2 separate regions of the Homo sapiens genome follow, and region 1 is linked to region 2. Evidence: chromatin loops called from intact Hi-C (ENCODE). Cell type or tissue: heart right ventricle. All regions are shown on one strand. Each heading gives the region's core, and the rest is flanking DNA. Links, peaks and the distances in the headings are about the cores only.

Region 1 (6,228 bases), core at 340-5,339, 130 kb after region 2:
AGATTTATTCTTTTGCCGCAACTGTGGCTCTGAGCTAGGCAATTTAGATAAATGCATGTAGCACATTGAGTAGAGTGAAATTAGCTTCTCTTGTAAGGCCAGCTGGTTAGAATGAAGGTGTTGTGTGAGTGTTAGGCCCAGCGAGAGAGAACAGTTTCTCAAGGTAGGAATGGTGAAAAGAAGGGGTGGACGGACAACCAACCAACCATCCTCCTCTGGTATCTACTTTGAGGGTTGAAATAGGGGGCCTGACCCCAGGTGAATGTGGCTGCCTTCCCAGAGCCCCCATTTGCAAGACCCTCCAGACCCCCAGGTGCTTCTGCTTGTGTCTTTTGTGGCACCAGGCAAGAATGTAGCAGCGTCAGCAGCCCCTCTGGTGACTGTGGCATGGTTGACATTCATTTCCCCCCTAATTAATGGCATCCTCATGATTCTCTTTTATATTAATAGTTCTTGAGTTTTTTTGTAAGCTACTTCAAATCCTTTGTTGGTGCAAGATAGAAGATATTTTATGTGTTTGTTTTGCATGTGCACACACATATTTGGCCTGTGAATTGATGTTTGTTTTCCTGTCATTTAACCAAAGCACATGAGATAATTGAGCCATTGCAGAGACCCCGTGGTTAAATCCGGCTTCTCGAGGTACCAAGGACATTTCCTGGGCTTTCTCACAGCCCTACATATTTTTGAACCTAAAATATCGTAGTTTATGCTACCACCCTGTTCAGTATAGTAGCCACTAGCCACATGTGGCTGTTGACCACTTGAAATATGGCTAATGCTCTAAGTATAAAGTACACACTGGAATTTAAGAAGTGTAGAATATCTCAAAACTTTTTTATATTGATTACACATTAAAATGATTATATTCCAGATATATGCAGTTGACTCAAGCAATGCATGGCTGAGAGGCACCGACTCCCTGTGCAGTTGAAAATCCGAGTATAACTTGACTCCCCAAAAACTTAACTACTAATAGCCTACCTATCGGTTGACTGTTGACTGCAGCCTTACCAATAAGATAAACAGTCAATTAACACACATTTTTCATGTTGCGTGTATTATATACTGTATTCTTACAATAAAGTAAGCTAGAGGAAAGAAAATGTTATTAAGAAAATTATAAGGAAAAGAGGCTGGGCATGGTGGCTCGTGCCTGTAATCTCAGAACTTTGGGATGCTAAGGCGGGTGGATCACTTGAGGTCAGGAGTTCAAGACCAGCCTGGCCAACATGGTGAAACCCCATCTCTACTAAAAATACAAAAATTAGCCAGGCGTGGTTGTGGGTGCCTGTAATCCCAGCTACTTGGGAGGCTGAGGCAGGAGAATCACTTCAACCCAGGTGGAGGAGGTTGCAGTGAACTGAGATTGCGCCACTGCACTCCGGCCTGGGTGACAGAGCGAGACTCTGTCTAAAAAAGAAAGGGAAAGAAAGAAAAAAAAGAAAAGAAAAGAAAAGAAAGAAGGAAGGAAGAGAAAGAATTATAAGGAAGAGAAAATATATTTACTATTGATAAAGTGGAAGTGGATCATCATAAAGGTGTTCATCCTCGTCATCTTCATGTTGAGTAGGCTGAGGAGGAGGAGGAGGAGGAAGAGCAGGGGCCACGGCAGGAGAAAAGATGGAGGAAGTAGGAGGCGGCACACTTGGTGTAACTTTTATTTAAAAAAATTTGCATACAAGTGGATCCACAGAGTTCAAACCCATGTTGTTCAGGGGTCAACTGTCTTTGGTTAAATAAAATATATTATTAAAATTAATTTCACCTGTTCCTTTTTACTTTTTCTAATGTGACTACTAGAAAACTTAAAATGACATCTGAGGCTCCATTGTCTTCCCCTTGGGCCAGCACTACCACAGAATGTCTTAGGATTCAGCTCCAGGCCGCCACGCCTGCTTCTTTCAGGGAGCTGGTTCTATGCACATGTTTTATATGAGAGATAATTAAGTTGTCAATTGTGATAACAAAACAGGATTTGACTTTGTACAGAATTCTTTGGTTCCAACCAAGCTCATTTCCTTTGTTTCAGCAAACCTCGGACAGCCAACAATTCAGAGTTTTGAACAGGTGGGAACAAAAGTGAATGTGACCGTAGAAGATGAACGGACTTTAGTCAGAAGGAACAACACTTTCCTAAGCCTCCGGGATGTTTTTGGCAAGGACTTAATTTATACACTTTATTATTGGAAATCTTCAAGTTCAGGAAAGGTGAGCATTTTTTAATTTGTTTTTATGACCTGTTTTAAATTGTGAATACTTGGGTTTTACAACCCATTTCTTCCCCAATTCAAAAATAGCAGAACAGAGTTGTTGAGAAGGTGATGGAGTAGAAGGGGGAGCGCGCACTGTGGGGAGGGGTGGACAACAGGCCTGGTCCTACCTGTGACTCTGCACTACCCTGTGACTCTGGGCAGGGCCCCCTCGGAGACCCAGGTTCCTCAGCCAACCGGCTGGATCAGGTCATCTCTAAAGGTCCCGCCATGCTCACATTTCTCCCTCTATTGAGGATCCCAGGCACAAAATTTGTTTTTGGTTCAATGCATAATACTCCCTTCCTTTTTCTTTTACTGCAGATATCTTCTAAAGGGGCTCAATAGGGTTCAATATGCCTAAATTGGATCTTCTCAGTCTTGGAAAAGGCATTTTTAGCAGTGATCAAGGGAAACTGATTAGCGAAGTCACTTCTAATCCTTCACGTGTCAGCTGTGTTCTTGTAGGCTTTGCTTAGAACCTAGGTTTTTACTTCCACAGTGACTTAATAAAGGGGAAAGAATTGACTCAGAGCCCAGATGAATTAAGAACTCTATCTTTTTACAGAAAACAGCCAAAACAAACACTAATGAGTTTTTGATTGATGTGGATAAAGGAGAAAACTACTGTTTCAGTGTTCAAGCAGTGATTCCCTCCCGAACAGTTAACCGGAAGAGTACAGACAGCCCGGTAGAGTGTATGGGCCAGGAGAAAGGGGAATTCAGAGGTGAGTGGCTCTGCCAGCCATTTGCCTGGGGGTATGGGTGCTGTGGGTGACTTCTGGAGGAGTAGCTCCACCCTCAGGGCTGGGATATACTTCCTTGGTTAAATATTCAGGAAAACAAACTGCCTGGAGGTTTTTTGTTGTTATTTGTTTGTTTTGGTTTTGATTTTGCTTTGGTACAAAAAAGATTTTGGACATTTAGAAATGTTTCTGTGTTGATTGTGCCCTTGTATTAGCAGGTGTTTTCTTGAGCACCTGTCATGTGCTAAGCCCTCTGCTGAGCACTGGATACACAAACTGTGTTTAGGATTTAGCAACAAGTCACAGATTTCCCTGGGCATTTTTTCATGCTTAAATTCTAATTCTGGGGGTGGCTTCTGGACCAGCTGCAGCAGGACACAGTAGACATTCGTGAGTACCCACTGTGGGCTGTTGCCACAGAGGCTGTAGAGTCTAACCCATCAAGGGAAGGGATTGAGTATATCAAATATACCCACATGCATGCATGTGTGTATATGGCGGACACGTGTGTGTACATGCATGTGCATATGTTGGGAGCTCAGGCCCATTGTGCGAGGAACAGTCCCTAACCGGAAGTGCTGTGGGCCTTCAGACTCTTGCAGGAAGCTGCAAGCCTGTGTGTCTCGATCCATGCCTTACAGGGAAAGTATTCTGAGTACTTCCAGTGAAGAAAAGAGTCAGGGGATATAAACGATGGCTTACGCTGGGTGTGGTGGCTCACGCCTGTAGTCCCTGCACTTTGGGAGGCCCAGACAGGCAAATCACTTGAGGTCAGGAGTTTGGGACCAGCCTGGCCAACATGGTAAAAGCCCATCTCTACTCAAAATACAAAAAGTAGCTGGGTGTGGTTGCACGTGTCTGTAGTCCCAGCTACTCAGGAGGTTGAGGCAGGAGAATTGCTTGAACCTGGGAGGCGGAGGCTGAAGTGAGCTGAGATTGGACCACTGTACTCCAGCCTGGGTGACAGAGCGAGATTCCATCTCAAAAAAAAAAAAAAAAGAAACAACGAAAAAAGAAATGATGGCTTAGCTCCATGTGAAGATGATATTTGAACATTTTAAAACACTTTAAATAAACTGTTCTCTCCTGTTTATTGCCACTGACAGGAGAGGTTTCTCTTTACCTCTGGTCCTGCACCCCTCTGAGCCATCCTACCCACAGCCTTCAGTCATTGTCCTAAAGCCTAGCTCTAATTCCACTGCCTCTCCTTTTGTGCACACACACTTCTCTGCTTCCCTGGCCGTTCTCTATCTTGGAGAGGCATTTCAAACGCCACTTCCACCAGAAGGCCTTGCTACTGCACCAACTAGTTACTATCTCTTCTTCACCCAAATCCTGGTAGCACTTTGGATCTCCCACTTTGCACTTAGGGTTCACCTTCCGTTATAATCATTGCCATCAATCTCAGCATCGTTTTTAGGCACTTCTTTCCAGCCATTGTTCTTACCTCCAACTACATATCTTTTCTGGACTGTGCATTATTCAGTTTATTAAATGCCCATTAAATGTGTTTAGCCATTGTCAATTACTCTGAAACGTTCAGGTTTTGACAAATTCTTTCCTAATGTAAGTGTGGTGGAAAGAGTGAAAGAAAGTCAAATTGCACAAAAATAGGATGGTGTAATTTGGGGTTATGCCGTCAATTTTGTCCACTGATAAATGGGATTTGAGCTCTCCAAGTTGACTAGATGCCCTTTATTTTTCAGAAATATTCTACATCATTGGAGCTGTGGTATTTGTGGTCATCATCCTTGTCATCATCCTGGCTATATCTCTACACAAGTGTAGAAAGGCAGGAGTGGGGCAGAGCTGGAAGGAGAACTCCCCACTGAATGTTTCATAAAGGAAGCACTGTTGGAGCTACTGCAAATGCTATATTGCACTGTGACCGAGAACTTTTAAGAGGATAGAATACATGGAAACGCAAATGAGTATTTCGGAGCATGAAGACCCTGGAGTTCAAAAAACTCTTGATATGACCTGTTATTACCATTAGCATTCTGGTTTTGACATCAGCATTAGTCACTTTGAAATGTAACGAATGGTACTACAACCAATTCCAAGTTTTAATTTTTAACACCATGGCACCTTTTGCACATAACATGCTTTAGATTATATATTCCGCACTCAAGGAGTAACCAGGTCGTCCAAGCAAAAACAAATGGGAAAATGTCTTAAAAAATCCTGGGTGGACTTTTGAAAAGCTTTTTTTTTTTTTTTTTTTTTTTTGAGACGGAGTCTTGCTCTGTTGCCCAGGCTGGAGTGCAGTAGCACGATCTCGGCTCACTGCACCCTCCGTCTCTCGGGTTCAAGCAATTGTCTGCCTCAGCCTCCCGAGTAGCTGGGATTACAGGTGCGCACTACCACGCCAAGCTAATTTTTGTATTTTTTAGTAGAGATGGGGTTTCACCATCTTGGCCAGGCTGGTCTTGAATTCCTGACCTCAGGTGATCCACCCACCTTGGCCTCCCAAAGTGCTAGTATTATGGGCGTGAACCACCATGCCCAGCCGAAAAGCTTTTGAGGGGCTGACTTCAATCCATGTAGGAAAGTAAAATGGAAGGAAATTGGGTGCATTTCTAGGACTTTTCTAACATATGTCTATAATATAGTGTTTAGGTTCTTTTTTTTTTCAGGAATACATTTGGAAATTCAAAACAATTGGCAAACTTTGTATTAATGTGTTAAGTGCAGGAGACATTGGTATTCTGGGCACCTTCCTAATATGCTTTACAATCTGCACTTTAACTGACTTAAGTGGCATTAAACATTTGAGAGCTAACTATATTTTTATAAGACTACTATACAAACTACAGAGTTTATGATTTAAGGTACTTAAAGCTTCTATGGTTGACATTGTATATATAATTTTTTAAAAAGGTTTTCTATATGGGGATTTTCTATTTATGTAGGTAATATTGTTCTATTTGTATATATTGAGATAATTTATTTAATATACTTTAAATAAAGGTGACTGGGAATTGTTACTGTTGTACTTATTCTATCTTCCATTTATTATTTATGTACAATTTGGTGTTTGTATTAGCTCTACTACAGTAAATGACTGTAAAATTGTCAGTGGCTTACAACAACGTATCTTTTTCGCTTATAATACATTTTGGTGACTGTAGGCTGACTGCACTTCTTCTCAATGTTTTCTCATTCTAGGATGCAAACCAATGGAGAAGCCCCTAATTAGATCAGGGCAGAGGGAAAAACAAAAAACTGGT
Region 2 (6,228 bases), core at 531-5,530:
TTCTCTTGAATTACCATACCCTCCCTTGGATTACCATACCCTCCCTCTTTCCCCTCCAGCCCACTTTTCCCCTTTAAATATTGAAGCCCTCAAAATCATCTTTGGAGAAAGGCACAGGCCTTTCTCCTCTTTCTGTGACTCTGTCTTTATTTCTTCTGCAAATGTCCTTAACCTTGACAAAATAAATTGATTGAGATCTGTCTCACTTTTTTGTTTACATAAGGATAAAGAAACTGGGACTTGGAGAGGCAAATGGACATTTGCAAAATCTTAAAGCCAGTGAAAGGTAGAGGCTGACTTAAAGTCAGTTCACCCTACTCCAAATCCCAGTGGTTTTCTACTGTTATGCAAATCCCCTCCTCTCACATGGCCCCAGCATTCCATAGTGGCTGCATGTACAAGTGAGACTAGCAGAGGAAAATGCCACAGGACTGAAGGATGCAGAAAGGAACAATGACACTGAGATCTGGGGAGGGGCTCTGTAACTACAGTCTTTGTGTCTTTAGGTCTTAGTTTTCCTTTGGTTCTTGGGAAAGCACCTTTGGAAAAACTCTAATCTGTCTCAGCTGAACAATGGGCAAAGATACTTTGTTCCTGTCTTGTCCTGCCCCTGTTCCTTTTCCTTTAACATCCCATAAAGTCACAAGTGGGAGCAGAGCTGGAAGAACTCAGGGAATGATGGCCCTCACCCTAAGTACACCTTCAAGCCAGGCACTATGCTAGAATTTATAACCTCATTTACTCCTCCTAGCAACATTCTGAGGTATTGTTGATTGGCCTTATTTTCTAGGTAAAGAGGTTAAGAAAAATGAACAACTCAATGATTAAACATATAGCTAGTCTATACTCTCTCTTATCTCTGAACACTTTTCATCTGGAGCTATTAATGCCCTCTAGCCTTTATTATAATTATCACATATAATTATGCCTTTTCTCCTCAAAATTATCTGTTGGAGTCATCTTATAGTAGAGTCTTTACAGAACACAAAGCATTCAATCACTTTATTTCAGACACCAACCTTGTTTTTGATGAACATATGTTAGTCTTAAGCCATCTAAAGTAATGCTAATGTGGGATCTTATGGAAGACTACTGGTAATACAGGAAAAAAAGTGGCAAAGAAATCTGACACGTTTGGCAATTATTCCTGAGGCTCTGACCTCTCAATTGTTGAGTGTTGGAGGTCACAGTAAACAAACCATATAAAGATCATGTTGAAAGTCAACATTATTAATATACCATACTTGAAGGATATGTGGTTATTGTCTCACGTGTCCATGTGAAGAGACCACCAAACAGGCTTTTCTTTTTTAATTTTATTTTATTATTATTATACTTTAAGTTTTAGGGTACATGTGCACAACATGCAGGTTTGTTACATATGTATACATGTGCCATGTTAGTGTGCTGCACCCATTAACTCGTCATTTAGCATTAGGTACATCTCCTAATGCTATCCCTCCCCCCTCCCCCCACCCCACAACAGTCCCCGGTGTGTGATGTTCCCCTTCCTGTGTCCATGTGTTCTTATTGTTCAATTCCCACCTATGAGCGAGAACAAGCGGTGTTTGGGTTTTTGTCCTTGAGATAGTTTGCTGAGAATGATGGTTTCCAGCTTCATCCATGTCCCTACAAAGGACATGAACTCATCAATTTTTGTGGCTGCATAGAAACAGGCTTTGTGTGAGCAAAAATGCTGTTTATTTCACCTGGGTGCAGGCAGGCTGAGTCCGAAAAGAGAGTCAGCAAAGGGTGGTGGGATTATCATCGGTTCTTATAGGTTTTGGGATAGGCGGTGGAGTTAGGAGCAATGTTTTGGGGTCAGGGCGTGGATCTCACAAAGTACATTCTCAAGGGTGGGGAGAATTACAAAGAACCTTCTTAAGGGTGGGGAGAATTGCAAAGAACCTTCTTAAGGGTGGGGAGAATTGCAAAGAACCTTCTTAAGGGTGGGGGAGATTACAAAGTACATTGATCAGTTAGGGTGGGGCAGAAACAAATCACAATGGTGGAATGTCATCAGTTAAGGCTATTTTCACTTCTTTTGTGGATCTTCAGTTGCTTCAGGCCATCTGGATGTATACATGCAGGTCATTGGGGATATGATGACTTAGCTTGGGCTCAGAGGCGTGACAGTTATCTTATGAGATCACAAATAGGGAAAAAACTATCATGGCATGAGGTATAATTTTCAATGACAACATCATATTTAGATTCAAGAAGTGCTGAATCTCAAGCAATCCAGATGAATATGAAGATGCTGTGCTCTGAAAAATGGGCTTGAAGACTGGCCATAGGGAATGTCAAAACACTGATATCAAAAGTGCACTGGAAGAATTTGATTAAAAGTATTGCATTGTGAGTGGGTAAAGGCAGTATTTCTGCATTATAAACATGATGTGATTTTTTTTTTTTTTTTTTTTTTTTTTTTTGGGACGGAGTCTCACTATCTCACCCAGACTGGAGTGCAGTGGCACCGTGTCAACTCACTGCAACCTCCATCTCCTGGGTTCAAGCAATTCTTCTGCCTCAGCCTCCTGAGTAGCTGGGATTACAGGTCCCCACCACCATGTCTGGCTAATTTTTAAAAAAATATTTTTAGTAGAGACGGGGTTTCACCATGTTGGCCAGGCTGGTCTTGACCTCCTGACCTCAGGTGACCTGCCCTCTTTGGCCTCCCAAAGTTCTGGGATTACAGGCGTGAGCCACTGTGCCTGGCTGTGATTTTTAAATATATAATGAAAACTCAACATTTTAATCAAGATTTACAAATTAATGAATAGCATGTGATTTTACCTATAAGTAATTAAAATAACACATTATTATGCACAGACATTTGTCTATTTAATTAACATCCTGATATATTTTAATATCAACAAATATAAAAGTAAAAACCTTTTCTTAAGAGTTCATTTAGCAAATGAGGATGCTGTAATATTTGGAGTCACTCACATGTGGTACTGAGTTTTATATCGACTATTCCACTCTCATGGAAGTGATGACTATGTGTTCACTCACACATAGTTCAGACTAGCATACAGTCTGTCCTCAGTCAACGTGTGTTGAGTGTTGCTGTCATTTCAGAGATAAAGAAATACAGACTCCAATGAGTTAGGAGACTTGGCCAAAGCACACAGCAAATAATGAGTAGAGTTGGTTCTGTGACAGTTTTCTGACCTCCTGGCCAGAGTATAAGCCACTACAACCAGCTAGAGCACAAGGAATCATTTCCTCCTACCCCGCTGGGAGGATAGCCTCATCACAGGGCAAAGACTACAAAGCTTGTAAGCCATGAATGATATCTAGAGATATGTGTTATGTCTGGATCTGGCCACTGCTTAGGACAACTTCGTGCATGTAAGTTTGGCCTTTTGCTAATTTGTTATCAGTTCATGATAGCTGGCAAGCAAAATTGGCAATATTTGATCACTTGGCTTAGTAATACTATTTTCTTTCCATTTCAAATATTATCTCTTTTTGTCTCACATTCTTTTCAACACTTGATAGCAGCAGCTCACGCTGCTGATGCAACACAGGTGAAGAGCACCTTCCCCTCCCCCACCTGTGGGCTGATTCCCACCACGTGGATCCCAAGGCCATCCCAGGAACTCTTTGGAGGGGAGAAGCCCAGTGGAAACTGTCAGGCCTCTGAGCACAAGCCAAGCCATCGCATCCCCTGTGACTTGCACGTATATGCCCAGATGGCCTGAAGTAACTGAAGAATCACAAAAGAAGTGAAAAGGCCCTGCCCCACCTTAACTGATGACATTCCACCATTGTGATTTGTTCCTGCCCCACCTTCACTGAGTGATTAACCCTGTGAATTTCCTTCTCCTGGCTCAGAAGCTCCCCCACTGAGCACCTTGTGACCCCCGCCCCTGCCCACCAGAGAACAACCCCCTTTGACTGTAATTTTCCATTACCTTCCCAAATCCTATAAAACGGCCCCACCCCTATCTCCCTTCGCTGACTCTCTTTTCGGACTCAGCCCGCCTGCACCCAGGTGAAATAAACAGCCATGTTGCTCACACAAAGCCTGTTTGGTGGTCTCTTCACACGGACGCGCATGAAAGAAACTTTTTCAGATGTGTGGTGATGTAAGAAATACTAGGAAAAGGGTTTTGGTAGAACAGGCATAGCAACAAGGTTATTAATGTTGCAAATTGGCATACATTTTAATCAATGACATCAAATTTAGCCACAATTAGAGAAAGTTTTTTTTAATCACAATTTTATTAAGAGGTTGGAGGTATATTCTCACAAGTTAAAGAATGTGGTCTCCAAATATCATTTTAAGAACTGTACTTTAAAGAAATGTTAGCATTCCCTTAATTAAGAAATGCATGGAATATATGTATGATGGGGGGGCGTATGTGGGTGTGTGTGTGGGTGTGTGTGTGTTGTTTAAATCTTTCTCACTCTGGGCGAGGCAAGTTTTCAAAGGCTGGGCTGTCTCTGGGTAGAATCATGCCATAAGTTGCTTTCTGCCTTGCCCCCTCCCCACCATTCAACAAAAGTCCTTGTGGACCTCCCATCAGCTCCCTTCTTCCTTTCCATTCCCTCTCCAGGCCCCATGCCAGCCCTCAGAGTTGTCCACCATAAAACATTCCTCTTGGGGCCTCAGCTGGAAATGGCATGTCTCCTTTGAAGTGATTAGGTCCCAGAATGTTAGGATCAGAAAAGACTTGAGGTTGGGCATGGTGGCTCATGCCTGTAATCCCAGCACTTTGGGAGGCCAGAGGGGGTGGATCACCTGAGGTCAGGAGTTCAAGACCAGCCTGGTCAGCCTGGTGAAGCCCCATCTCTACTAAAAATACAAAAATTAGCCGGGCCTGGTGGCGGGCATCGGTAATCCCAGCTACTTGGGAGGCTGAAGCAGGACAATCGCTTGAACGGGGAGGCGGAGTTTGCAGTGAGCTGAGATTGTGCCATTGCACTCCAGCCTAGGTGACAGAGCGAGACTCCATCTCCAAAAAAAAAAAAAGACTTGTGTAGATCCCACGAGCAAACACTTCTCGTGTTCAAAGTAAAGGGCTCAAGGACCAAAGACCTCGATCTTCTGGGGTGACATGTCAGGGCAGACTCTGAGAATCATGTCTGGGGGTCTCTAATGCTTTCCTAGGGCCCAGAAGAGCAACCCATGTGGACAACGCTGATAAAAGGAATCGGTCCTTGAGGTCCCGGCACCATCCTACTCTTTGCCTTGTCTCTTTCCTCCAGACTGGCCCTAAGTGCCTCTTCCAATCCACCCCTCTGAATGGGGCAGGGTGGGCCTACTCACTGAAACGTGGCTGTGCCAGAAGAGTTTTCCAGATTCAGACTGATGCAGGGGTGGGTGAATACTCTGACTTGCAGAAGATTGCCTGGGCTTGAGTCCTGATTGTCAAGAACAAATCCACATTATCATGAACACTTATTGGACCGGGCATGGTGGCTCACACCTGTAATCCCAGCACTTTGGGAGGCTAAGACAGGAGGATTGCTTGAGGTTAGTAGTTTGAAACCAGCCTGGGCAACACAGGGAGAACAAGTCTCTGCAAAAAATAAAATTAGCTGGGTGTGGTGGTTCATGCCTTTAGTCCAGGCCACTCAGGAGGCTGAGGCAGGAGGATTGCTTAAGCCCAGGAGTTTGAGGCTGCAGAGAGCTTTGATTGTGCCACTGCACTCCAGCCTGGGCAACAGGCAAGACCTTGTCTATTAAAAAATTATTTTTTTAAAAGGACATCTATTACAACCCCTTTAATTGTCAACCTGTGAGTTACTGGAAACTTACTATTTTAGGGAGACAAAAGGCTAAAAAGACAGTTGTTAATTCTCAGCACAATTCAGAATTTTTTGGTAGACATATCATTCTTTTCTTCCCTGATCCATACACATGTATCATTCACAACCTGAACCCTTCAATGGAGTCTCCTTGTTCCTAAGATAAATTCCAGCCCTATAAAGGCCCTCAAGATGGAGCCTTGCTGACCATTCTGGCCTCATTTTGTACCACTGACCCCTCTTTCTGTGTGCCTCAGCCCTCTTGTCTTCTTCCTAGGAGAGGCTTTTCCTCATCCCTCAGTCCTAGTCAAGCCCCCCATCCCCACCCCAGTTGCACACTCCCTTAGCAACTTGGCAACTTCTGAAGGATTTATACAATTGTAATTAAGCAATTAGTTGAGTAACTGGTTGAGCATTCACTCCATATTCCTGAATGACCACTCACAGAGATCATGGATTATCTCT

The links. Peaks named below come from ENCODE experiments on the same cell type or tissue, not always from the same donor. Only the 100,000 strongest peaks of a DNase experiment are listed, where the experiment ranks them.
Region 1: a loop joins it to region 2, with 2.6 times the contacts of the local background. A loop is called at or near these places in 25 of 110 quality-filtered maps.

What each region holds. Positions count from the first base shown.
Region 1 is chr1:94,529,073-94,535,300 of GRCh38, reverse strand. F3 (coagulation factor III, tissue factor) reads left to right here. Exons shown (of 6, transcript NM_001993.5): 4 at 2,033-2,211; 5 at 2,821-2,980; 6 at 4,705-6,128. The coding sequence ends at 4,841. Among named protein-coding and RNA genes, the nearest start is that of F3, 9.6 kb to the left of the region's middle. In heart right ventricle, for the core only: a CTCF peak has its summit at 3,075; no DNase peak of the experiment used is centred there; H3K27ac peaks cover 1,129 bases.
Region 2 is chr1:94,655,335-94,661,562 of GRCh38, reverse strand. The region is part of intron 3 of SLC44A3-AS1 (SLC44A3 antisense RNA 1); the gene reads left to right. Among named protein-coding and RNA genes, the nearest start is that of MIR378G, 87 kb to the left of the region's middle. RefSeq lists enhancers at 1-260, 1,738-2,256. In heart right ventricle, for the core only: no CTCF peak of the experiment used is centred there; DNase peaks (open chromatin) are centred at 3,232 and 3,572; H3K27ac peaks cover 1,356 bases.